Linked DNA regions of Homo sapiens: regions 1, 2, 3 and 4 are each linked to region 5. A link is a loop called in an ENCODE intact Hi-C map of the cell type or tissue named here. Cell type or tissue: endothelial cell of umbilical vein. All regions are shown on one strand.

Evidence for each region. A loop is a pair of places that touch in the nucleus more often than their neighbours do. Peaks named below come from ENCODE experiments on the same cell type or tissue, not always from the same donor. Only the 100,000 strongest peaks of a DNase experiment are listed, where the experiment ranks them.
Region 1: it touches region 5 in a loop (11-fold over the local background); 2 of 110 quality-filtered maps call a loop at or near these places.
Region 2: it touches region 5 in a loop (4-fold over the local background); 2 of 110 quality-filtered maps call a loop at or near these places.
Region 3: a loop joins it to region 5, with 3 times the contacts of the local background. A loop is called at or near these places in 2 of 110 quality-filtered maps.
Region 4: a loop joins it to region 5, with 6 times the contacts of the local background. A loop is called at or near these places in 2 of 110 quality-filtered maps.

The regions. Positions count from the first base shown.
Region 1 is chr7:137,088,837-137,093,836 of GRCh38, reverse strand. The region is part of intron 1 of LOC349160 (a long non-coding RNA gene); the gene reads left to right. Among named protein-coding and RNA genes, the nearest start is that of MIR490, 190 kb to the right of the region's middle. RefSeq lists an enhancer at 1-486. In endothelial cell of umbilical vein, a CTCF peak has its summit at 2,255; a DNase peak (open chromatin) is centred at 2,266.
Region 2 is chr7:137,506,776-137,511,775 of GRCh38, reverse strand. The region is part of intron 21 of DGKI (diacylglycerol kinase iota); the gene reads left to right. Among named protein-coding and RNA genes, the nearest start is that of PTN, 170 kb to the right of the region's middle. In endothelial cell of umbilical vein, no CTCF peak of the experiment used is centred here; a DNase peak (open chromatin) is centred at 2,785; H3K27ac peaks cover 1,448 bases.
Region 3 is chr7:136,923,225-136,928,224 of GRCh38, reverse strand. The region is part of intron 2 of CHRM2 (cholinergic receptor muscarinic 2); the gene reads right to left. All of the region lies in intron 2 of LOC349160 (a long non-coding RNA gene), which reads left to right. Among named protein-coding and RNA genes, the nearest start is that of MIR490, 23 kb to the right of the region's middle. In endothelial cell of umbilical vein, no CTCF peak of the experiment used is centred here; DNase peaks (open chromatin) are centred at 2,434 and 2,994; H3K27ac peaks cover 1,676 bases.
Region 4 is chr7:136,685,241-136,690,240 of GRCh38, reverse strand. No RefSeq gene overlaps it. Among named protein-coding and RNA genes, the nearest start is that of CHRM2, 180 kb to the left of the region's middle. In endothelial cell of umbilical vein, a CTCF peak has its summit at 2,344 (motif pointing right); no DNase peak of the experiment used is centred here.
Region 5 is chr7:137,589,796-137,594,795 of GRCh38, reverse strand. All of the region lies in intron 12 of DGKI (diacylglycerol kinase iota), which reads left to right. Among named protein-coding and RNA genes, the nearest start is that of PTN, 250 kb to the right of the region's middle. RefSeq lists enhancers at 2,526-3,725, 3,359-3,859, 3,860-4,360. In endothelial cell of umbilical vein, a CTCF peak has its summit at 2,330 (motif pointing right); DNase peaks (open chromatin) are centred at 2,345 and 3,025; H3K27ac peaks cover 1,332 bases.

The sequences.
Region 1 (5,000 bases), 500 kb after region 5:
ACACGTGTGCATGTGCTGGTGGCAGTGGGGTGGTGGCATGGCAGTGTCATACTTGTGTACTGGTGATCGCAGGGCAGTGAGGTCTATGCACACAAGCAAAGCGGTATGGGGAGGCTGTTGGCAAGTGGGCACCAGCAAAGTGGTGGTGGGAGGCTGTGGGTGGGTGTGCATCAGTGGGGGCCCATCTTTTGAAGCTCTCCAACAGTTAGGTGGGGTATACTGGCAAAAGAGCTATGGCGGTGGCTGCAAGGAAATGCTCCAGTTGGGCATCAGAAGCTGTGCTGCAAGCAAGTGTGGCCACACAGGGACTCCGGGAGAGGCTAGCAGATGAGGGAGCTCAAATCAGACTGGCCCTAGAATACAGGCAAGACAGCTTGGCTTTGTCCGGGTCTGACAGTCAACAAAAGCTAAAACCACTTGGAGAAACGTGGCAAGCCTTGTGGGATGGGTGTCCCTGGCTGTGCTCCACTGCAGCTGTTCCTGCACCAAAGTCTCTGTGCTCCACACAGGCTGGAGTCCTGTTCCTTCCACCTCTCTAGGCAGCTCTTCTTGTCAGCTCATACATCCATTGGGGTTACTGGGTCTCCTGCAGCTAGGATTCTGGAGGTCCATAGTGAGACTTGATCACTCCTTGCCTATTTAACTCATCACTTCTTCAGGAGCTGCTGGATTCCAGGAATGAGTCCTGGTGCAGGGTTCTCAGCTTCCTCCCCCTTTATCCCTCCCTCTGTCTACTCTTCCTTCTGAAGATCTGCTTGGAATGCCAGTCTTCTTGATGCTCTGGTCTCTCAGTGGGAGATGCTCTTCTTGGCTATGCCTAGTTGGCCATTGTGGCTCTTTTTACATGATTGTTTACAGAGAAGTCTCATGGAATATACAAAAGAAATCTACTACAACTAATAAGTTTAGCAAGGATACAGGATATAAATTTAATACAATAAAATCAATAGCATTTATACATAATGTCAAAAAAATTAGAAATTGAATATAAAATAACTTTCAAAATAACAGCAAATATATGACAAAAGAGCTAATCAAACAAAAGATATGAAAGACCTGTATACAGAACACTACAACACACTGCTGAGAGATATTAGGGAAGATCTTACAAAATGGAGAGATATACTGTGTTCATGAGTCAGAGGATTCAATTATTATTTACATATAAATTATCTCCACATTGATCTATAGACTCAGTACAATACCAACCAACAAATTAGCAGGCTTTTTTTTCTTTGGTAGACATTAACAAACATTCTAAAATTACATGGAAATGTAAAAGACCTAGAATATTTTTAAAAACTGAAAAATTAGAACCAATTGGAGGACTAACATTATGTGATTTAAAGACTTAAGCTTTAGTCAACAAGACCATGTGTTATTGGTGCAAATAGAAAAATGGAACAAAATAGAGAGCGAAGAAATATATGGAAGCACAAAGATGTCAAGATAACTCAGTAAAAAAGAATATTCTTTTCAACAAATGTTGCCAGAATAATTGGATACTCGTAAAAAATTAACTCTTATTTATACCACTTACTATATACAAAAATCAACTCAAATTGGATCATGGACCTACATGTAAAATCTAAAACAATAAAACGTATAAACAAAGAACAGGAAAAAAAACTTTATTTGAATTAGAAAACACTTTGTTAGACATAACTTCCAAAGCCCACCATGTAAAAGAGCAAATTTAGTGAACTTCATACAATATAAACACTGCTACCCTTCAAAGGACACTGTTAAGAGAATAAGAAGTACATTCACAAACTGGAAGAAAATATTTGCAATCATACAATTGATAATGGACTTTTATTCAAGATATAGAAAAAGTCCTCAAGACTCAAAAATAGACTTCCACTTTCAGGAAGATGGAGTAGGCATAATTTTCCCTATTCCTTGCATTATGTATAGCTAAAACCATAGACACACTTGTATAAAACAAGCATAATGATTCTGAAAGTTGGAGATAAATAGGCAACCCAGATAAAGACGTTGGAACCTGTGGAATTTCTTAGGTTTTCTTTTTACCTCCAGTAACCCTGACTGGTAGTAAAAAATGCCATTTCTCTGCCTCTCCGCTGTGTTTGTAAAGATCATGTGGTGAGGAGCCTGAACTTTCCACCTGCACCCAGCAGTAAAAGGCACTTCATTCTCCTTATCAGTGGGTGTCAGAGGAGACCTAGTGGATAGTGAATACTTATGCCCCACTCAGCAGTAACAAGCCACATTCCCCAAGAGGGGTCAGCAGAGACCATACGAGGAGGCTGGACTCTCACCCTATCTGGGAGTAATGAGGAGTTTTTCCCCTTCCCTGTAGGAGGGTTATCAGAGGAGGCCTAGTAGAGCATCAAGACTTTCAGTACTTCTCAGCAGTAATAAGGACATCACCATAGTTTAGGAGGAGGCCAGGTGGGAATAGTAATAAGGTATACCTTCCTAGGCAGATTGGTGTCAGTGGAAGTCTAGAGTGGAGCCTGAACTCCTACACCCACCCAGCAGTAACAAGGAGCCTCTCCCTCTTATATGCCAGCCTCCATTGGCACCTAAAGAGGAGGGGCTTCTTGTTACTGAGGAGAGAACTGGACTTCCATTCCTACCTGGAAGTAATGAGGTTGTGACCCCTTCCTTCAACTGTGGAAGCAATGTTACAGGAGCCATCCTGAAACAGAACATTTAATAAAACCAGAGTCTTACAACATCCTACCCAAAATGATGGTATTAATTGAAATTGTTTATTATTCCAAGAATCGGGACAATCTCTAATGAGAAAAGATAATCAACAGGTACCGACACTGAAATGACAGATGTTAGATTTGTCTAATGGGGATTTTAAAGCGCTGTCACAATAATATTTCAACAAGCAGTTATGAACATATTTGAGACAGATGAAGAAAAAAGAGAAAGTCTCAGCAAGAAACTAGAAGGTACATTTTTAAAAACTAAGTGGATATCTTATAACTAAAAATGTCTGAAATTAAAAACTGACCATACGCAGTGTTGGCAAGGAAGTAGTGAACTTGGAACTCCCACAGACTGCTTGTGGGAATATAAAATGATACAACCATTTTGCAAAATGATTTGTCAGTTTCTAAAAAAGTTAAACATACACCTACCATATGATCCAACGTTTCCCTTCCTATGTATTTACCAAGAGAAAAAGATTTGCACATGAATGTTCCTAGTGGCTTTACTTGTATCAGCCAATACTAGAAATAATGCAAATGCCCATCAACATGTGAATGGATAAACAGACAGTCCTAGTCCGTACGGTGCAATAGTACTCAGAAATAAAAATGAACTATTGCTATACATTATAACATAATAAAAACGTAAGGTGATTATGTAAAGTGCAAGAAGCTATACAAAGATCAATACATACTGTAGGTTTTTATTTATATAAAGTTTAGAAAATGCCACTTAATGTACAATGGCAGAAAGCAGATCAAGGGTTATCTGCTTTGGAGGGATGGTGTAATTACCAAGTGGTACAAGGAAACTTGTGCAGATGATGGATAGATTCAGTATCTTAATTGTGGTGATGATTTCACGGATGTATACCTATACCAAAACATCAAATTATACACCTTAAATACGTGTAGCTTATTATATGTCTATTATACCTCAATAAAGCTGTTGATTTTCAAAAAATTATGTCTATTAAAATCCCTAATTTTAAAAAATTTTAATTTGATGATATAAATTTCTGTTTTCTTCATACAGCTTTAATAAAATGTCTCAAGAAACTTTAATATAGAATTATTCTGTTTTTTAGACTTCTGTGTTCCAATCAAGGACAGGTAATTTCTTTTCATTCTGGGAATTATTTTTCATTTCTACTCTAAGGCTCCACTTAGATGTAACACTTTTGATTTATAACCATAAAAAAAGTTCCTTAAAAAAAGTCATTGAAAAAGAATATCATCTTTGATCTTGAAATTTTATTTTTGTACATATTAAAAACTATTATGGCCATAATGAAAAAACTTTTTTTTAAAAAAATCTTAGTTTGAGAAGGGAAAAAAGGGGTCTCTGATCTTTAAAATTAGAGGAATCCACATTGGTGCAAACACAGCAAAAACAAACACAGAGTCTGTTTATGAATGGAAGGACAAAATACTAATGACTTCTCACTCCCAAATTTCAAAAGTATCAGAAACATCAAGCTAACACAGAGACTACATTTTTACAAACTCAAATTCCTAATATCTGTCACCTGACAGAGACCAAACCCCTGTTGTCTGCAGAAATCTCTAGATAATCAAACTAAAAAATCAAAGGACAGATTACTTCACTTTTGCAATATGTAAGAACAAAAATCAGCTATGCACAAATCATCATTATAACCAGAAACAAACATTAACTGAAAGTATCTATTTAGCATGTTGGAGTTGAAGTATTGAATTCCTACTACAAATGAGACTTACCAGAGGAACTAAGATAAATTGATTCTCTCAAAGTGTACAATTTAGACTTTAGAGTACACAATTTTATTGGCTACAATTGTAGAACTCAGTCCAATAATGATTCAGTGACAACTCTAGAAATGAATTATCAAAAGGCAATTCAGAAATATTGAGTTAGTTGTACCATGGTAATAATTTATCTACATTTATGAAGAAGATTTAGCTGCTGTCAATAAACAAAGACAAAAACAGACTACTAAGAGAAAGTGGAAAGAGGGGAGAGAAAGTTTGGAACAGTGAATTTTGTTGTTATAAATTTGTAGCTAGGAAAAAAGCCAGCTGTGGTAGGGTATCTTGAAGGTCGAAAGGAAGCAATTTTGTTTCTTCATGAATTCTTCAGAAAAGCTTGAGGGTTTATCTGGCATACACAGAAGATGGGCAAAGATACATTTGTATCTCTATCTTGAGTGGTTGGAAGATGAGAACCATTTTTTTTCTACTAAATTTTAATTACTTAATGAAAAGTAGGACAGAATTGTCAGCTGAAAGTTGGGTTATCAGGTGAATGCTATGAGTGCAGCATGGTAAGAT
Region 2 (5,000 bases), 83 kb after region 5:
GAGTGCCTCAATCCTAACATGAATGCATTGCTTCAGTTCCGAAAGCAGAGTCTTGCTATGTATTAATAACCTGATTTTTGAACTAAGGCCAAGAAAGAGCCACCCACATACCAAAATCCTTGAGTTCATTCATTCAACTCTTCATTTAACAACGATCTATTGAACACCTACTATGTATCAAAGACTGTTCTAAGTGCTGGAAATTCAGCTTCAGTGAGTGCTAGCTCTGAAGTGTTTCTCTTGTTATATCTTTTAACCTGATTTCCCTGCTATGCCAAATTCAGGGAATTGGAGTACAAGTTGATTATTCAGAAGTGTCTGAATTAGCAAAGTAAAATGGAAACCTAAAAGGTGAATGCTGACCTTTCCTTAAAAGTTCTTTCTGATGAATTATTGCCAAGCCAAATATTCTCCATTTGGAATTTGAGTAATTAAAAGTGGAAACCTGAATATAAAGCCACCTCAATTTCTGGCTGTCACTTCTAGTCTGACGCTATAGTCAGCAGAGAAAACTTCAGAGTTTGATTCTCAATGGGATGTGTATTTTTTATATATTCATTTCTTCCTTCACTGTTAAAATGTAGCCTTTGCTAATAAGAGCAATTCATTGATTGAACTAAACAGAATCAAGGGCGGAAGTGTAAGCTAATCTGAAAATAACATCTTTGCAGATTGACTCAGAACCACAATTTTATGCACTAGTTACGTGGATAAAAACTTCAGGCTTTCCCTAGTTCACACTGGTGGAAAACAGTCTTTCTCAGTACCGAGTGGGTTTCCTGAATCACTGGTCCACTGCCAGTCTCCTGGAGTCATCTGTAAGCAGAATTAGAGATGTCCCCAGGCTGTCAGCTGCTAGGGATGTCTTTGTTTGAGACTGCCCTATTTCACATCTCCTCATAGAAGCTGTCCATGTATAATTTGTTTATTCATTTTATTTCCCAAAAGAGGCTTGGGGCCCCTTCAGCTGATTTTAGAAAATTTTTCTGTCATGAATTCTTCACATGTATCTAATCAACTCAGAAATTCCAGGCTGCATGACTGAATGTGTCCCCAGCATCTAGTTGTTGGTGACCTTGACCATCACCCTGCAGTGTAACAGACAGCATGATGTAGAAATTGTGAAAGAGATTTGGACCAGTGTATCTAATCATCATTTCAAGTATTGAAGTTTTAGGTATGGTTGTGAATCTTTCCTTTCAGACATGTAATATTTCATCTTGATTTTCAGATGTATCTGGCTAGCCTGGCCATGTAGCCAAGATTCCAGTGTCACAGTCAAGCCTTTGTTATCTCCCTCCCAAGTACTTGAGCACTGGTAGTAAATATCAGTAGTGGTTCTTTCTGTGTCTAAGAATTTTACGAATATTCATTTCCATTGTCAAGGGCATGCTAGGACCTCACAGTTAAAAGCTTATATCACATTTAACACCAGGAATAATTGCCAAAAGATTATATACATCATCTTGTTGTACTAGTACTTTATTGCATGCAACATTAGGAACCTTCTTTGAAATGGAATTATCTTCATCAAAAGTAGGCATTTACATCATTGTCATTAAACTTACATATTCAGTTGGACAAGGATGACATGTCATAGCACTATTTGGTCTGGACCTTTGGTTCCTACTATGTATTAGAAGAGAAGTATGTGGGCCTTCTGCCCATACTTGCTCCTGGATAACCACGGTCAATGCGTGAACCGCAGTCATCAGAAGTAGGAAAAAGGCCATTACGAACAGCATCCATGATTGGATCTCATGCTCCACCTGACAACTTTTGTCTTTGTTCAGAAGACCAGGCTTTAACATCTCCTTTTTTTTTCTCCCTGGGATTTTCTTTCTCATTTCTGCTTTTCCATTTATCATGTCATGAATGCCAAAGATTTGGAAAGAGAAAAAGAAAAGGATCTGTTACTAACTCCTGAGGGGTTGTGGGCTGGGCTTCGATGGGCACCTGGAGAGTGTAGTGTTCCCTTTCATTCTCTTTCTTCTGTTCTTTCTTCTCCAGCCTTCAGAATTTTCTTTCCCCAATTCTGTCTATAACACATTCTAACTCAGAAACCATTTTCTTGTATTTTAGGTGTTATCAAACTGCCTTTGAGGCATTGACAAGTGGTCTTTGTCCTCCATCATCACAGTTTTCACTAATTTTACATTATTTTCACAGTCTCTCTGCTGCCGCCTTCTTTGCTCTTTTTTGCTCTCTCCAGCTCAGCAGGCCACAAGTCCATGGTGTTAGGTAAGTGTATCAGAAGGTTGTAACCCCCACAGCTATGCAAAACGACTTCACTGTCACTCTTGCTCCTTTTCCCTCTTCCCATCCAACTGGCCACAGAGGAGTTGCTTCCTTGGACTTCGTATCTCTCTCATATGCCCTTCCCTTCTTGTCTTTCTGCCACTCCTCTATTCCAGACCTCACCATTGCTCAGCTCATTGACTGTATTCGCTTCCTCACTCATCCTCCAGTCACTCACCTAATTTTTCATCAATTTGTCTTCCGTATTACTCCCAATGATTTTTCTAACATTTTGTCCAAGAAAAAGGTGGGAGATTTTTAGGCACTGAGATGAGCGAGTGGAAAAGTACTGGAGGATGTTGTGGGGAGGTTGGTCAATTGCCAACCCATTGTATCTGATTATTGTCATCCATCAAGTAAGAATTGTAGTTTTTTGATAACCTTGGCACATTTGAAACTAACAGAATAAAAGGAAAGATTCCACTTGTGTTTACATCCTCCCTTAGGAATTTGTTTCTTTTCTCTACTCCCCTGCCTCTCCTCCTTGAGTTCCTTATTTCCACCATCCTTTTGACTTCCTGAGTAATGTGAATGCTATGAGTAACAAAATAGGTACTGATAATTGTTCTATGTCAGGATGATCTCATCAGCAAAGTATCTGTCCATAGCAAACTCAGAACAGTTTCTTTTTCTTTTCCCTTTCTCTTGATTTTTCTGTAACTAGGCATCTGTGTTTGCTAATTGTCTCTTATTACCAATAATTATTTAGGCTCTTACCCACCCACAGAGCCTGAGAGAGAGGGGCTCTGTCTTTCATGATGTTTACATTTCAAAAAATGACTTCTAGCTCCTGGAGAAAGACATTCCTGGGTTGTAAAATTTGGCATGAGTCTGGGAGCAGATTTACATACATCTCAAAGGGGCAGAGAAAGGATTTACAATGGAAAGTTTGCTAAAGTAAATGCTCTAAGAAACAAGTGTTCAGAGCCATATAATCAAGAAGAAACCTGTCGGCCGGGCATGGTGGCTCAAGCCTGTAATCCCAGCACTTTGGGAGGCCGAGGTGGACAGATCACGAGGTCAGGAGATCAAGACCATCCTGGCTAACACGGTGAAACCCTGTCTCTACTAAAAATACAAAAAATTAGCTGGACATGGTGGTGGGTGCCTGTAGTCCCAGCTACGCAGGAGGCTGAGGCAGGAGAAAGGAGTAACCGGGAAGGCAGAGCTTGCAGTGAGCCAAGATTGTGCCACTGCACTCCAGCCTGGGCAACAGAGTGAGACTCCGTCTCAAAAAAAAAAAAAAAAAAAAAAAAAAGAAACCTGTCTAAAGTTCCATCATGCTAAGGGAAACATGAAGGCTGTTTTGGTCAGTATACATCTGGAACCTTCACCTTCTGTTGGAAACCTATTAGTATCTACCCATCCTTTTGAGAATAAAGTCTCAACTTCTTAGTATAAAAATCAAACCTCTGGTCTTAGCCTCACCCTACTCTACTCTGTACCTACCTACCTTCCTAATTCCTGAACATTTCCTTTTCTTCTTTTCATGCTGTGGTTCCTTAGAGCCTAAGGGTGGTCTGAGATAATTTCCTTTTGTCTCAAAAACTCTTGTTCCTTTTGTCAAACCACCTTATTTTCTTCACAGCTCCTCGTGGAAGAGTGTCTGGTCTTGGGGAATGTGTAGCCCTTCTGGATTCTAAACACGTGGAGTACATGTCTATCCAATTCCTGCCACAAAGATATCATCAGTAGGATGTTTTCATGTACTCCCCTCCTCCTCCAATTCTGTAAACTCCTTGAGGGCAGGTACCATGTCTTACTCAGCCTTCTGTGACCAACTGCTGACACTAGAGTTGTCCCCAGCACCAGAAAGTCCTTAAAACCCGTTTGCTAAAATGATTAAGTGAATGACTTATAGACGTGAAAAATATTGTGGCATAATTCTTTGTATATGCAATATATATTTACCAAATTAATGAAGATAGAAACCATGAGTTGCTCTTCAAGATTATCAATGCCATAAGCATTTAAGAGGATTTTTTTTAAGTGAGTTGCATGTTCCTTATGTTGCCCACTTAGGTAGTATACTATCATGATAAAAGCAGAATTGGATCTGTACTTGGAAACCCAAATTTCTAGAGAACCTGTTAGTTTCTGGAAAGCACTCAGAAATCTTATCCTTGAATAGAATCCAATGAAAACTACATAATTTACTTTTATCTTGTGGATGACATTTTTAATGGACTATAGACAGGACCTGGTTTAGCTCAAGCTAGGGAATCCAAACTCTATAATTACTTTTAATCGTAAGGACTAGGAGTTGTGAAACTGCTGACAGGTCCCAGACATGGCATGGCAAGGTATAAAGTTCTTGGGATGTTATGTTTCCTTTTGAATGCTAATATGCCCATTCGTTGCTCCCCATTGGTTCCAGGTGAGCAGTGGGAAATTAATGATGACCAGGTGGTTGTAAAATGGACCTGTGACCCACAGCAGGGAAAAACTGGATTGAAATACCATATTGCAAACTGATTCTATCTAATTCTTATCAGCCATCAAGTAAGAATTGTAGTTCCATGATAACCTTGGCACATTTGGAACTAATGAGGTAAAAAGAAAGATCCCACTTGTCTTTACATCCTCCCATATTATATTTCCTATAGACAAAGTATCTGTCTGTAGAAAACTCAGAACAGTTTCTTTTTCTTTTCTTTTTCTCTTGATTTTTCTGTTTCTTTTTAACTAAGACTATTTTTCAG
Region 3 (5,000 bases), 670 kb after region 5:
AACCGTTAGAGCAATTTATGGCAACTTTTTTCTTTCTTCTTGTTCTTACTCTTGTGATTCTCCACCAATGCTCCTCCCTCCTTCCTCTGCTTCTTTTTCTTGCTCGTATTTTAATGTTCTTATACATTTAATGTCCCTTTCCCAATCCACTCTGCGCAAAATTCTCTCCAGTAATGCCACAGAGCAAGAAACAGTTCTGTTTCTGGGAAAAGAGCTGATATATGAAAAGTAAAGACAAATCTTGATTCAGATTAATAGAATTTATTTATTACACACACTATAGCATATAAAAAATACTCCAAATTTCATAATTCTGTTTTCAGGGTCCATATCATGAGTCTGCTTCCTAGGAGTAACTAACTTAAATATCCTTATGACATGGTGAAATTTTCTGCACAGAATCTTAAAATTCCCTTCAATACCTATATTTAAATATTTTTTCCTGGTGATGAAAATAATGAAGGTATACCTGATTTTTCTAATAAATAGAATTCTATTGATTCCATTTCCACACCGATCTCAAACAACTTGTCATTTGAATAAAACCATTATTTTGGAAATGTTGCTCATAGGTAGCATGTTACAAGGTAATTCATTTTATAATTTGTCTATCCTGGCATAAATATGCCCCATGGGGCTTAATGCTTCCTTGAGAGATCTGTAAGAGTACAATTTACTTAATAATATTTCTCTTCTTTTTTTTTCAGTTGCATTATCTAGGGTCTAGTCAACTAGTAGTGATGATGATTACTTTTGGTGCCAAAACAAATGTTAGCATTTAAAACCTTGTCACACACACACATACACACACACACCCACACCACCACCACCATTTTACTTACACACAAGGAGTGAGGTTCAGAGAAGCTCAACAATTTATCTAAGGTCACATAGTCACTTGGTTCGCTCCTAGCACACCAGAGACTATAATCCAGAAGATTAGGTTTCTGGGCCCAAGAGCCTTCTGGTGGACCACCCATTCCTCTGTCTGAACTGCAGATAAACTAATAATAATGAGCATAAAAGTAACAACTAATACATATTGAGTGCTTACTGTGTATGTAGGTGCTGTTTTAAGAGCTTTGCATATTATAGCTTATGAAGTAGTTGATAAATTTACTCAAGATCATATTCCTGAAAAGAGTAAAAATGTAAACCCAGGCCATCTGACATCAGGAGCTGACGTCCTGTTACACTATTAGCATATTCTAAGGTATGAAGCAATTGGTGACTTTAAGGCAAATAGAAAATGTGTATTGTAGATGTTGTCACTTGGATGGTAGAGACTGCAACAAGGGGATCCACTGAATATGCTAGTTTAGGCAGCATGGCTTGGTTTTCTAAGTTTATCTTTGGGTATAAATAGAATTTCATCAATTATGTCTCCATACATCTGACAGCTGCAGCAGGAGCACCATCAGGAGGCATTGCAAGCACAATGACTGCCTGTTTCCTGGACGCTCACAGCAGAGTATATAGTACGCAGAGGAGTTGAGACAGATATAATAAACTCCTGGGTCTCAATTCTCTTCCAAAAGTAGCTAATTTCTTCCATATAATTCATTCCTATCACCTCCTTTGCAATGTTTCATGCTACCATTTTCATGAGAAATTTGAACTCCACTGCCTCAGTTATAAGACATGGAATAATAGGACTCCTTTTTTAACTTATTTACCTGAGTACCTAGTTAGAAATAGTCAAATGTTGCAAAGTCCAAGATCTGAGAGTTATAAACATAGATTTATGTGATGGAATAGAATGCATGGATTTCCACACTGGGACAGAGATTGATCAGTTCTTCAACCCAGACAGTGATGCCAAAATGTTTATGATTCTACCTTTCTATGGGCAGCAGTCTATTCCTGCCTGACACGTCATAGGTGCTCAAAAATATGTCAACTAAATTAATTTGAGTTAGATTTATCTTATGTTTTAATTTTAAATTTTTATTTATTTTTATTTTTAATTTTTATCTATTTATTTTATTTTTGAGACAGGGTCTTACTCTGTCTTACTGTCAGTCTGGAGTGCATGATCAGGACTCACTGTAGCCTCGACCTCCCAGGTTTAAGCAATCTCCTGCCTCAGCCCCCAGATAGCTGGGACTGTAGGCATGCACCACCATCCCTGGCTAATTTTTTGTATTTTTAGTAGACGTGGTGTTTCACCATGTTGGCCAGGCTGGTCCCAAACTCCTGGACTCAAGCAATCTGCCCACCTCGGCCTCCCAAAATTCTGGGATTATGGTGTGAGCCACCATGCCTGGCTAGCTAGACTATAAGTAGGGGTTAGGGACACCATATTAAAGCCTGAAACCAGAATCTAATAATTGTAGGCACTTTGCTCCCAGGAGGCAAATAGAAGGTGTATTTACATCTGGCAAGCATTCAGTAAAAGCTTGAAGTCAATGCCAGGAAATATTGAGTGTCAGGCATGAAATCAGCAGAGGAAAAGGAGATGCAGTGAGACAAAGATAAGGAGACTTGAAAGTGAGTCAAGAGCTGTTTTAGCTAAAAAGCCCTGAATATTTCTGCAGAGACAGGAGGTGCCAGGGATTAGTTTCCCACTACCCAGTCAATGGGGTGGGATCCTCTCTTACTTACATGATATTGGAGGGTCATGAATGGCTATCTCAAAACACCCCTTATTTTCTATTGTAGACTTCCCATTTAGAAAAAAAAAAGCTGTTTATAGTTTTACATTGTTCTTTGTTTTTGGACAAAATGAAAGAATAATCAATTAACATACCCTTTGAAAAGTTAGATCTCCTTTTACTTACCACTTAATTGTTCTGTAGTATTAAGTATATGTTATACAACTTTATTGAGCCCCAAATTTCTCTAAGAAATATGGGGTTGATAACACCCAAAGGTCTAGACATGAATTTGACCAGTACCTAGATTAACTAGATAAGATAAAAAAAGATAGAAGTTTCTACTTGGCCAGCAACCGGATATCTGGCATCCGGTTGGATAGCTATGATAAGGCCAACATAAACATAGCCTTCATTAGTAGAAATGGGGAGTTTGGTTTATGAGAAGTAGCGGTCATTTTACAGTCAGCACTGCTCAGAGCACATCTGGAGGGTTATTTCCATTTATTATGTTGCATTTTAAGTGGGACATTAACAGACTACTGCATATTAGCTACTTAAAGGGAAGGATCATAGCTTATATTATTTTATCTTCTATAGCACCACACAATACCTTGTATTCAGTAAAAATTTGATAAGTGCTTTCTGAATGGAGGAGTCAACAAATGATTATAAAACTATGGCAGAGTAGATGTGAGTGTAAGAGCTGAGTTCAAAGAAGAATAAATGAAATATTAATACTCCTTATGAAATACTCTGTGTTACGCCCAGAAGATAGCACCATGAAAAACGGATGAAAGTTATGAAAAGCAAAATGTGGCTCACCATAAGAAGGAGCTTCATGACAATTGGGGCTGCCTGGAGCAGAGTGTTGGCAAGGATGAAACAGTGCTGGAGGTGTTAAGCAGTGTGTCAGTGACCACTGGCAGCAGAGGGGACCACCATGTTGTATGGGGAGTCTGCCTGTGTAGCTGTTTGAATCACTTCCACTGACAAATCTGTGATTTTACATTTACTGATCCCAACATGTGAAAGTGACTATAAACCTACAACCTTTGGGCAAAGTATCAGCGGGGTGGTATTTAATAGGAATATTAGAAATAATGTGTGTATGGATGAAGCTGGAAACCATCATTCTCAGCAAACTATCACAAAGACAAAAAACCAAACAACGCATGTTCTCACTCATAGGTGGGAATTGAACAATGAGAACACTTGGACACAGGAAGGGGAACATCACACATCAGGGCCTGTTGTGGGGTGGGGGAGGGGGGAGGGATAGCATTTGGAGATATACCTAATGTTAAATGACGAGTTACTGGGTGCAGCACACCAACATGGCACATGTATACATATGTAACTAACCTGCACGTTGTGCACATGTACCCTAAAACTTAAAGTATAATAATAAAAAAAATACATACAACTGAAAAAAAAAGAAATAATGTGTGTACATACCACATTTGCACACACATGTTGTTTCTTAGGAAACATATGTATTTGGGTGAACAGACAGGAAGTTATTTTTAACATGCTTATTTGCAGAAGATGAGAATTTAAAAGTGCAGTTTATCTCATTTAAGAATAATTTTATTTTATTTACTTATTGTTATTTTTAGAGGAAGAGTCTCACTCTGTCACCCAGGCTAGAGAACAGTGGCATGATCATAGGTCATTGCAGCCTCAAACTCCTGAACTCAAATGATCCTGCCACCTAAGTCTCCTTGAGTAGATAGGACTATAGGCACACACCGCCACACCTAGCTAATTAAAATAAAAATTTTGTAGAGACAGGGCTCTTGCCTGGTTGCCCAGGCTGGATTTGAACTCTTGACTTCAAACAATCCTCCCACCTAGACCTCCCAATTTGCTGGGATTAAAAGCATGAGACACCATTTTTGTCTTTTAAATTATGAAAGTCTTTTTAAAATAAAAACATAAAAAAGGCACTTGCAACACTAATGAAAATATCATTAGGATACATGGTATATGCACATGCAAGTTGAGATTTTAGTGTGTGGATTCTATTCTGTAGCTTTGGGGGTTCCTTAATGCAGTGTAAGTCTCTTTGTGTCAAGTGACCAATTCTTTCTAAGAAGCTACTCAACTCTCTGTGCTTAACATTGGCTGAATTAGGGTAAAAAAAAAATTGATTGGATTGAAACAGCTCATCAGTTGCTTGGCTAACAAGGAAATTTCATACCTGAATCCTCTGATCCGTTTGTGTAGACAGAGCAGGGAGCACATTCCAGGGAGGGTGTGAGGAATGTACACAGTTCATGACATGACTATTGTGGTCACCAGAACACAAAATCTGGCTTGGGAATTTCACATCTTTACTGACCACAGTAGGAAAAAAAAAAAAAAAAGCTAATAAGTATCAGTTGTATTTTTTTTTAAATCATT
Region 4 (5,000 bases), 900 kb after region 5:
TTCAACTTTTAGACTCCCATGTTTTTGTCTGTGTTGTCTAATTTTGGCAAAAATTCTGCTAAGCCAATTCAACCAGAACACCCCACCCTTCATATCCCATCACCCTCAATACCTAATCAGGTTCCTCATCCTCCACCATCCCTCAGGGGATGTCTGATCCCCTTGGCCTGCCTTCAGCAAGAATCTTGTTAGATCAGTTTAGCCAGAATCTCCATTATGTTGTTGATGTTTTTGATGTTTTCTCTTAGTAATTTTTCATACTAGCCCCACAATGCTCCTGGGCTATAAATCCCCACTTGCTCACTTGTATTCTAAATTGAGCCCAGTCCTATACTCTTCTCCCCTATTGCAATAATCTTGAAAGAATTTTGTTTTTCACCACTTTAATGACCTTCCAGTTCTGGTTTTCTTTGACAAGCACTGCTGAAATGATGCTTCCTAGGTGTAGGCAATGGTTAGAGCTGAAGCTGGAGAATTAGATCGGTTAATCAATTTCACTGTTCTAAAGAATATGACCCCTCGGCCAGGCGCGGTGGCTCATGCCTGTAATCCCAGCACTTTGGGAGGCTGAGGCAGGCAAATCATGAGGTCAGGAGTTCAAGGCCAGCCTGGCCAACATGGTGAAACCCCTGTCTCTACTGAAAATACAAAAAATTAGCTGGGCATAGTGGTGGGCACCTGTATTCCCCACTACTTGGGAGGCTGAGGGAGGAGAATTGCTTGAACCCGGGAAGCAGAGGTTGAATTGAGCTGAGATTATGCCACAGCACTCCAGCCTGGGCGACAATGCGAGACTCTGTCTCAAAAAAAAAAAAAAAAAAAAAAAAAAGGAAAAAGAAAGAAAGAGAAAAGAATATGGCCCCTCAAGGTTTTAGGACACTGCCATGGTTAGGTTTACACTATGGAAAGACCACCCAGGCATAAAAATAGATAATTGTATAGGAGTAGCCAGTTAGTTTGCAAGAAGAAAGCCCAGTAAGAAGATACTTGAAATATGACAAGATAACAGATACTGAACTGCTGAAAAGAACTTGAAGCAATGGTGACAGAGATAAAGGGTGAAATGGAAAATAGCAAACAATTTTTGATGTAGCCCACACACTTGGCTGGGCCAAAGGAGAAAGGTTATGCTATGAAAGTTATGCACAAGAATCAGAGTCACTCAGTTTAGGCATCTACATTAAAGACGCAGGGGTCAAGGCATTTGGTTCTGGTTATATTATTCAAATACACTCTCAGAGATCACAGCTCATCTAATCACTCCTCAGAATTACTTTTTTCTGCTTTCCAAATATGAATGCTAAAATTCGTCCCATGATTACTGATAATATCATGATCTTTAAAGATATGGAAACAATGGCACTAGGCAACACAGAGTATTTCTAAACCTTGCTTGCAGGGAAATATGAAGATGTCTAAGCAATAGAACTGTTCTAAATACTTTTTGAATGATCATGTTTATGTAAAGACATTCCATGGTAAACAGTGGAAGCATATTCTGTAGTAACATTTCACCTTTGATAATAGTGGCATGTGCCAGGCTGTGAGTGACCAGGTGCTAATGTTGCATTGGTCCAATCTGTGCAGCATGAGCAGGCAACTGACTGTGACCCACGATAAAAAAATATTGTCAAAGGTTAGATTGTGTTGAAAGAATACCATAACTTTTATGGAATGAAGATCACTTGTTACAAATGGAAATTACTCAATATGTACAGGCTGGTAAAAAAAAAAAATGAAAATCTGAGGTATAACAGAAGCAAGTAGAAGATGTAGATTATCTGTTCAGAAGAGCTACTACACCATTCTCAACTTAAGTTTTTCTAGTTGTGTCAAAATCCACATGCCTGGCTGAAGTTCAACCTAGGTTTCCTGATAAATTATTTTCTATCAAATTATAACATGGTCAATTTGGAGAAGTGTGTTAAAAATTCTGATTTTCAGAGGAGAGTTAGGAAAATGCCTGTGTTATGTTTAAGTCACTATACATTTTGAGTTTTATGTAATATTTTTCTATTTTCATGTGAATTAATTGTTTTTGTCCATATGAAGTCATGACTATATGCATGACATTCTTCAGCTGCATTCACATGATACATTTATATTCTACAAAGGGCCAAGATACATGTTCTAAAAAAAACTAATTTATTTGGTTATTTCTATCTTATAGGTCCAACTTTTTAAAATGGTTGTGCTATTTTGAATGAAAGATGTCTAAACTCTGGAAAAATCTTTAAGATAGCTTCTGAAGATTCTGGATAAAATGAACTTTAACATGATTTTGATGGGTTGTTTGTTGCAATTTATGTCCACTCCACCAGGGGGCAAGAGACAATATAGGAAGGAAGAGATGCAGTTCTGGATTTTACAGGCTTATGGAGTAGACCAATGTTTGGAACGCCATATGGTAGGTGACCCAACACCACGTGCCTTAAGAGTGGAGAGTAAAAAAGGGCTAGCTGGGGAGGCAGTGTCTGGGAAGGCCCTTAGGAAAAGTGAACATTTGATATGGTCTTGAAAGATGAGGACAGCATGTCAGTTAGAAAGAGAGGAGGAGAATTCCGGGTCAATGGAATACTTCATCCAAAACTAGAGATGAGATCTTGGATTCTAGCCTGAATCAGCCACAGTGAAAGCTCAATTTGACTATTTATGGCCCTTGGTGAGGCAGCAAGGAAGGGGAAAGCCAGGTTATCACATAAGGACATGCAAGACAGGAAAGAGGAACTCCAGTTGGATCAGGACAGATTTTGTATGCCAGGCTCAACAACTGGAGACTGATTTCCTTGACAAAGAGGAATAATTAAAAGTTTTAAGCTGAGAAGTAATATAATATCATAATGATCATTCTGACCTCAATGAATAACACAGAAGAGATACTAGTAATATGGAGTCTCATGAGAAGGTTAACCCATTCATGCCTGAGGTTGCAATTTTTAAATTTTTGCATGAGTGAAAAATCAGACATTGGCAATGACCTTGAGCAGCAGGATACAAATAACTCTCACATGCTTAGCATTCCAATAACAGAACACTAGGCATAAATTTGTTTTAGTAACATAGCTGAGGGTACTTAATGAGTTCATATATTATTGTATCTTCATACTTGTGAGGTAGGTATCATTTACCCTTTTTGCAAATGGAGAAGCTAATAGTGAGTTGATGTAAACTGTCTATGACCACTAAGAAAGATCCCTCAAGGATCAGCCACTAGAACCTCCTGTTATTTATTTTTTTCCCAACAACTCTGACTTCTTTATTTTTCTCTTAGCAGAAAGCAAAAACATGAGAAATAAAAGTATCTCTTGGCATTTTTTCTTCAAAAATGCTAACAATTGTTATTTTAAAATATTTATTCTAATATCTCATATACTTTATGCTTCCAATAATATACTTAAAAATTCAACAAAGATTAACTTCTAACAGATTATAAATGTGCAAATGTATCTAACAATAAGACCTGTCACCTTCTCTGTTAATGTATGAGTAGCATTCCAAACTGAGACATTCACAGAAAAAATAAAAGCTATTTTCTTTTTACATAAATCTCCAAAGGAAATTATAAAATTGCCTCTAAATTTCCAAGGAGACTATGCTGAATTTCATTTTGCTGTGGGAGGAGGGAGACACTTGATACCAGACATTCAGGTAAAAACCTCAATCCTGTGGAAATTCTAAATACAGGGAATTATAGGACAACCTGGGTCCCTTGAAGCCTAGTCCCACAGGGTTTTATTTTTATATCACCTGCATATTAATGCTCTAACTCTCATATCAAATAGAAATAGGCTTGAATATCACCTCTCTCCATACTAACTGGAACCCTGAGGAAGTCACACAGCATTACTTTTCTCCTTTTGTTCATCTCCACTGATGAACAAATGATATCACTTAGTTCATCAAAGGTCTGTTTTGAGGAGTATTTTAATCCATATAAAAGACTTTGTCTAATGTCTAGTCCAAAGTGTATGTCCAATGCATTGTAGCTGTTACTGTAATCACTCATTTAGAAATCACAGAATCAGAGCTAAAATGCACTTCAGCAATCATCTGAGCAACCATCTGATTTGGGTATTTAAAAAAACTGAGGTCTAGACAGAAAGTGTTTGCCCAAGGTGACATAGCTAATCCATCACAGAGCCGAGACTGTAACCCAGATAATTTAGATTCTGGTCTGGTGTCCTTTCTGCTATTACACACCAACTTCAGTGCTGCAAGATATTACAGCAGATGTGTTGCGGTTCTGTCTGGCATAACTGGGAGTAGCTGAAACTCAAGCAATTTGGATGTGCCCGGGGAATGGGTGAAATCAATGAGTGAGGCTCTTACTCTGGCATAGATTGAAGAATGAAGCACATGTATAATGTGTACTGCTCTCTTTCACCTTTGTGTTCTTTAGGATTTATGGATCTTCTTTCCACGTAGGAAGATGACTTCTTTGAAAGACAGGTAATGTGAGACACATGCCCTGAACTCCGGAGTGAATAGCAGCTGAAACAGCTGCTGGAGCCCCTATCCTGCCAGCAAGTATCCCCTTCATCTTCAGGCTGACAGAGAGCTGCTGGCTGCATCTGATCTGTCAGCTGCTTCACTCCTCCGGAATGAGCAAATAGTCTGTGCCCTGATCTAAGATGAGAAAAAACAACAGCCTAATCACTAAAAACTCTGCCACTGACGCACATGCAAATAGCAGTTTATAACAACAAAAAAGAGGCATATATGTAGCTGGCCTATAATTATTATATTAGACAATTTTATGGATAAGTGCCTGGCTACTCTTTGGGAGAGAAAAAAATAATCTCCCATCAGGATCTACCTACAGAAATATCAGCACTAATAATTTTCAGTGGGGGAATGCTTAGCTTTTTCAACATTAGCAATACTAAAAATAAAAAGCAATAATAATACTCTAAATGGTAGTGGTACTGTAACAATTCAGTTGATATTTTCTGCTCAAAGTCTTTACAATTGACAAGTCACCTCTTACACTGTATTTTATT
Region 5 (5,000 bases):
GGTATGTGATTGATTTTTTTTGTTTTGTTAGTTTAGAAAATGAAACTTTTAATTGTGGGCGGAGGCAGAGTTTATATAGAGGAAACAGCCTGAGGAATTCATGAAGAAAACTGCTGGCTTTAGGCAAGTGGAGTATAATTCTGAATTCAGGTATATATTTGACACAAGGTATTCAGCCTTTCGTTAGTGAGCACATCTGTCACTGTAGAAGCTGGCAGAATGCTGCCAGTAAAGTGACAAAGCTTAGGGAGAAATCAGAAATTGAATATTTTTCACTGACTGGGATGAGGCTATATTACCCCATAACCGTATTAGTTTAAATTAAGAGTATTATTTAAGGTATAGAAAGTATTATTTAAGGTATAGAAAGTTTGCATTACTTTGGAAAAAAGTTCTTAGGCTTCAATATTAGCTACTTTAATTGTATATTATTTAAAAAATACATGAAAGGCCAGGTGTGGTGGCTCACGCCTATAATCCCAGCACTTTGGGAGGCCGAGGTGAGCACATCACTTGAGGTCAGGAGTTTGAGATCAGCTTGGCCAATCTGATGAAACACCATCTCTATTAAAAATATAAAAATTAGTCGGGCATGGTGGTGCACACCTGTAATCCCAGCTACTTGGGAGGTTGAGGCAGGAGAATCACTTGAACCCAGAAGGTGGAGGTGGCAGTGAGCTGAGATTGTGCTACTGCACTCCAGCCTGGGTGACACAGTGAGACTCTGTCTCAAGAAAGAAAAAAATATGAGAAAGCAGAGGGAAACATTCCCCAATAATGCACTTGGAAGTGGAGGTGAAAGAGGTGGTTCTGCTCTCATTTCTGTGACCTTTGGCAGGTTCCTTAACCTCTTTTGAGACCTTCTGAATCTACAAAGAAATGCATTCAGATCTCTAAGGTTCTTATAGCTGTAGCATTATAATAATATAGGCTATTGTTCAAGGGAACTTTAATGCAAGCCACATTTGTACAATTTTGAATTTTCTAGAAGGTACTTTTAAAAAGGTAAAAAGCAGGTGAAATTAGTTTATAATATATTTTATTTATCTAAAATAGTATCATTTCAATATGTGTTAATTTATAAACATTGTTAAGATATTTTATGTTCTATTTGTACAGTCTTCAAAATCTAGCATATATTTTATACTTACAGCACATCCAATTTGGATTAGCTATATTCGAGTGCTGGATCACCACATGTGGCCAATGGCTGCTGCGTTGGACAGTGCAGGTGTAGTCTCTTTGTTACTGGCTTGCACAGTTCAGAGGCTGTCACATAGTTACAGCTGTCAGATGGTCTGATCCCATTTTCAGATCTCTTGGCTGCAATAAATTCAGCTCACTCAAGAATGATCTCAAACCTTCATGTTTATAAATGAGAAATAGCCTGTCTTTGGTCATGTGATAAATTTGTATTTTCTCACTTCCTTGGCCACGTTGACACCTATTCAACTCCTAATGGCTGTCACCCTGCTGAAATATTGACGAGCACATGAACTGATCTCCTGAGGCTCACGTACTCTCATTATGGTTCCTTAAGGTGTGTGACCCATGGTCCCTATCTATCTGGCTCCTGACTTTGGTGAACTTGGCTGGATCTGCAAGTCCACCTTTAACCATTTTAATTATTTCCAAAAGGCCTGACATTAAATTGACTCCAGCCATCCACTTCATGCTTATTTCTTGTTCTATTGGCTTTTCTAGATGAAAAAGCATCCCAAATGGTAGACATCCCCATGCCCTGACTCACCACAGCCAATGCAAAGAAGGAAGTATTATTTTCCTTTAATTGATAGGGACAATCCCTCATCCTAAGCCCCTTTCCTCATTCATCCTCAGCCTAGTTATATTTCATCCTCTCTCACTGAGTAAGCACACAGTGTACCTTCAGTGTGGATTCTATATTGTTTCAAGAAAAGGTCATATTCTGATTTTTATCTTGATTTCTTTTGGGCTAATTTTAAGCACATTTCTTTTAACACATGTTGGCTTTATTAAGTGCAAACATACATTAAAATATCAAAAGGAAGAATTATTGTGCACATATTCAAAAGGGTCCCCCAGTCATCCAATACTGTGTGGTCATTTTCTTTCAGAGCTCAGCAAAACTCTTGTTTTCCTTTGATTTCCAAACGTGAGTGTCCTTCGCTTTTTGGCCTGCATGTACTACAAGGCAGCGCAACGTGCATCTGTTCTCTTGGAAGAAAATATCAGTTTGCTGTCATCTCCACCCTTCAGCCACCCCTTATGTTAGTATACTGCAGAATGAAAATATTGCTCAAAATGCACTTGGTAAACATTCAGTGACAACTAATGCTAAAAACGGACAGATGGTGGCAGCATTGACCAGCTGCTGCTGTGCATGGCTGCTCAGGGACAAAGCGGAGGACCTGGTGTTCTCAATCTGTCAGCCCTGCTTTTCCTAGGAAGGAAGGAAAGAACTTTGCAAGCTGGAAAATCATTAGGCCCAATCAGGATAACTTTCTTCAGTTCTGGTGGAAAATATACCAAGTGCAATAAGTTGCAGTTAATTAAATAATTTAATTGAAAGGGTGCTAGGTGAGCTGGTGGAGATGATTTGGGAAAATACGAAAGCCGTGGCAGAGTTCCTGCCCATAGAACCTTTCAATGTGCAGTCTGGACTTCAGGTGGAAACGGGTTCCGGATTACTGTAAAGACAGAGCTTCCAGTAACAGCTTTAAGATCTTTTGTAAAGTTTTTCTCTAAGGACAAAGACACAGATTGTTTCCCAAGATTTTTAATGTCTCCTGCTATTGTAAGTGTGTATTTGTTTCCATTTTGTTTTTTATAGCCCCTTTTTTACTGCAGGGAACCTCTGCTTTTACTGTTCTTTACAGTCTGCAAAAGAAACGCTTTCTGATTTGATGGCAGCTGAAGGTGGGGCTGATTTGCAAACTCAGGGCTCAACTTTAAGTGGAGAAATGGGAAGAGGGCATTTTTCTTCTAGGAAACTGGGCCTTTATTGAGGAAGGTTGGAAAGAGGTAGCAAAATCTAGCTGAGTCATAGTAGCTAATGTTAGTTTAGCATTTCCTGTTTGTCAGGCACTAGCTAAGCAATGTCTACACATGAGTTGATGAAACAACTCTAAAAGTCAGGCATTATTATTACTCTTGCTGTACAGATGTGAGGGGAGCTTAGAGAGATTAAATGACTTGCCTAAACTCACCCAGCCAATTTGTGGTGGAGCTGAGCTCCCTGCCGCTCAGCTCGGTGCCCCACACTTCTGCGCTGTGCTGTCTTCCGGGAATGCTGGCTGTTGGGGAATGCTGATAGAGCTGCTGGCTGAAAAAAACTATTCAGGAGCTGTGGAGGGGCGATATAGACCCACCTCAGCCAGAGAACTATTAGCCTAATATTGGTTGTCTGTGGGAGAATTTCAAGACAAAACAAAATCTGTGCTGTGAAAGGCAGGAGGCCTTTGATGACTCCAAGGGTGATGGAATGATGAAATGCAAGATTTTCTGCTTATATTCAGGAGACAATGACATATTTGATCATTTGGCTACAGAAAAAAGGAGAAAGAATCTATTTATCCGGTTCATAAAGCAAATTGATTGATGAGAGGCGAAGCACCTTTACATTCACACACTGTGTACTTGTCCTTTTCTGCATAGACCAAGGGTAAAAGGAGAAGAGATGGTGAGAAATCCAGGCACCCTGTGGGCTCTGCCTTTGTGAGGAATCGTAGCTCAGTATCACGAGAACTCCTGACAACCTTCTCTGAGAAAACAATTAGGAACACAGCCTAGAAGATTTGAATGAGGGCTGTTAGAAGACGCAGCATCAGCTGGATGCAGTGGCTCATGCCTGTAATCCCAGCACTTTGGCGGGCGGATCACTTTGAGCTCAGGAGTTTGGGGGCAGCCTGGGCAATACGGCAAAAGCCGCCCCCATCTCTACAAAAAATGCAAAAATTAGCCTGGTGTGGTGACTTGCACCTGTGGTCCCAGCTGCTCGCGTGGCGGAGGCTGGAGAATCGCTTGAGCCCACGAGGTAGACGCTTCAGTGAGCTGAGATTGCACCACTCCAGACTGGACAACAGAGTGAAACTCTGTCTCAAAAAAGACAAAAAAAACAACAACACAGCATCGATTCATAGAAGTTGTGGGATACGTCACGTACTTCAGAGTCATTTGGAAATTGTTTGTGTTCCATGGGCAGTGAATTAACCCCCTAACGTTCCATCTGTTTTAGTATTAGCATTCCTCCTGCACTGTGGAATTGTTTCTTCTTTGCAAGCTCATCTTCACAGGAAGTTGTTTTATTTAATTTTTACTTTTCTATCTCTGAATCCCTTTGGTTTCTAGTAATATTGAATTGTTTTCAGGACTTTCAGATGAGAGCTGGGTTTTTCTATAGATTCCTATGGCTCCACCCTGGGGAGATGGCAGGGGTATGTCACTGGGCTTTTGGGAAGTCGGGTTGAGCACTTACCAGAGTGAGGCTTTCTGGGCTTCTTTCAGCCATAGTACGTCCCACCTTTCTGTGGGCCATGACCTCAGACTGGTTTTCACATTCCTTCCTCCTCTCTTCCTCCCTGCTATGAAAGAGCCGTGCTCCAGGACAGCTTGCTGTCAGTAGGGCACACACTTTTATTTCTCCATTATCAGGCAAGCCAAAATCCCAGCTTCCTCTGCTATTTGCAAGACCAGGAGCCAAGCTGATCCAAGCCTTTACCCCAGCTCTGCCACTTTGTATTTTTTTTCTGGCCCATTGAAGCTGCGTCTTTTTTTTTTTTCTTTCTTTTTTTCTTTTCTATCATTGTTGTGTCTGAGTGAAATGGGATATTGAAAGTGTAAACTCATAGCATTTTCTTTACCCAGAAAAGAGAGACATATTTCAAGTGAGCATAAGAAAAATGTCTAATTTAAATCTGCCTGAAAGAAAACGGGCTGACTTGGGAGCACAAATCATAAAGGAGAGGTTGAATGATTGTCTCTTAGAGAAGTTTTAAGGAGAATGCCTTCTTCCTTCTTTG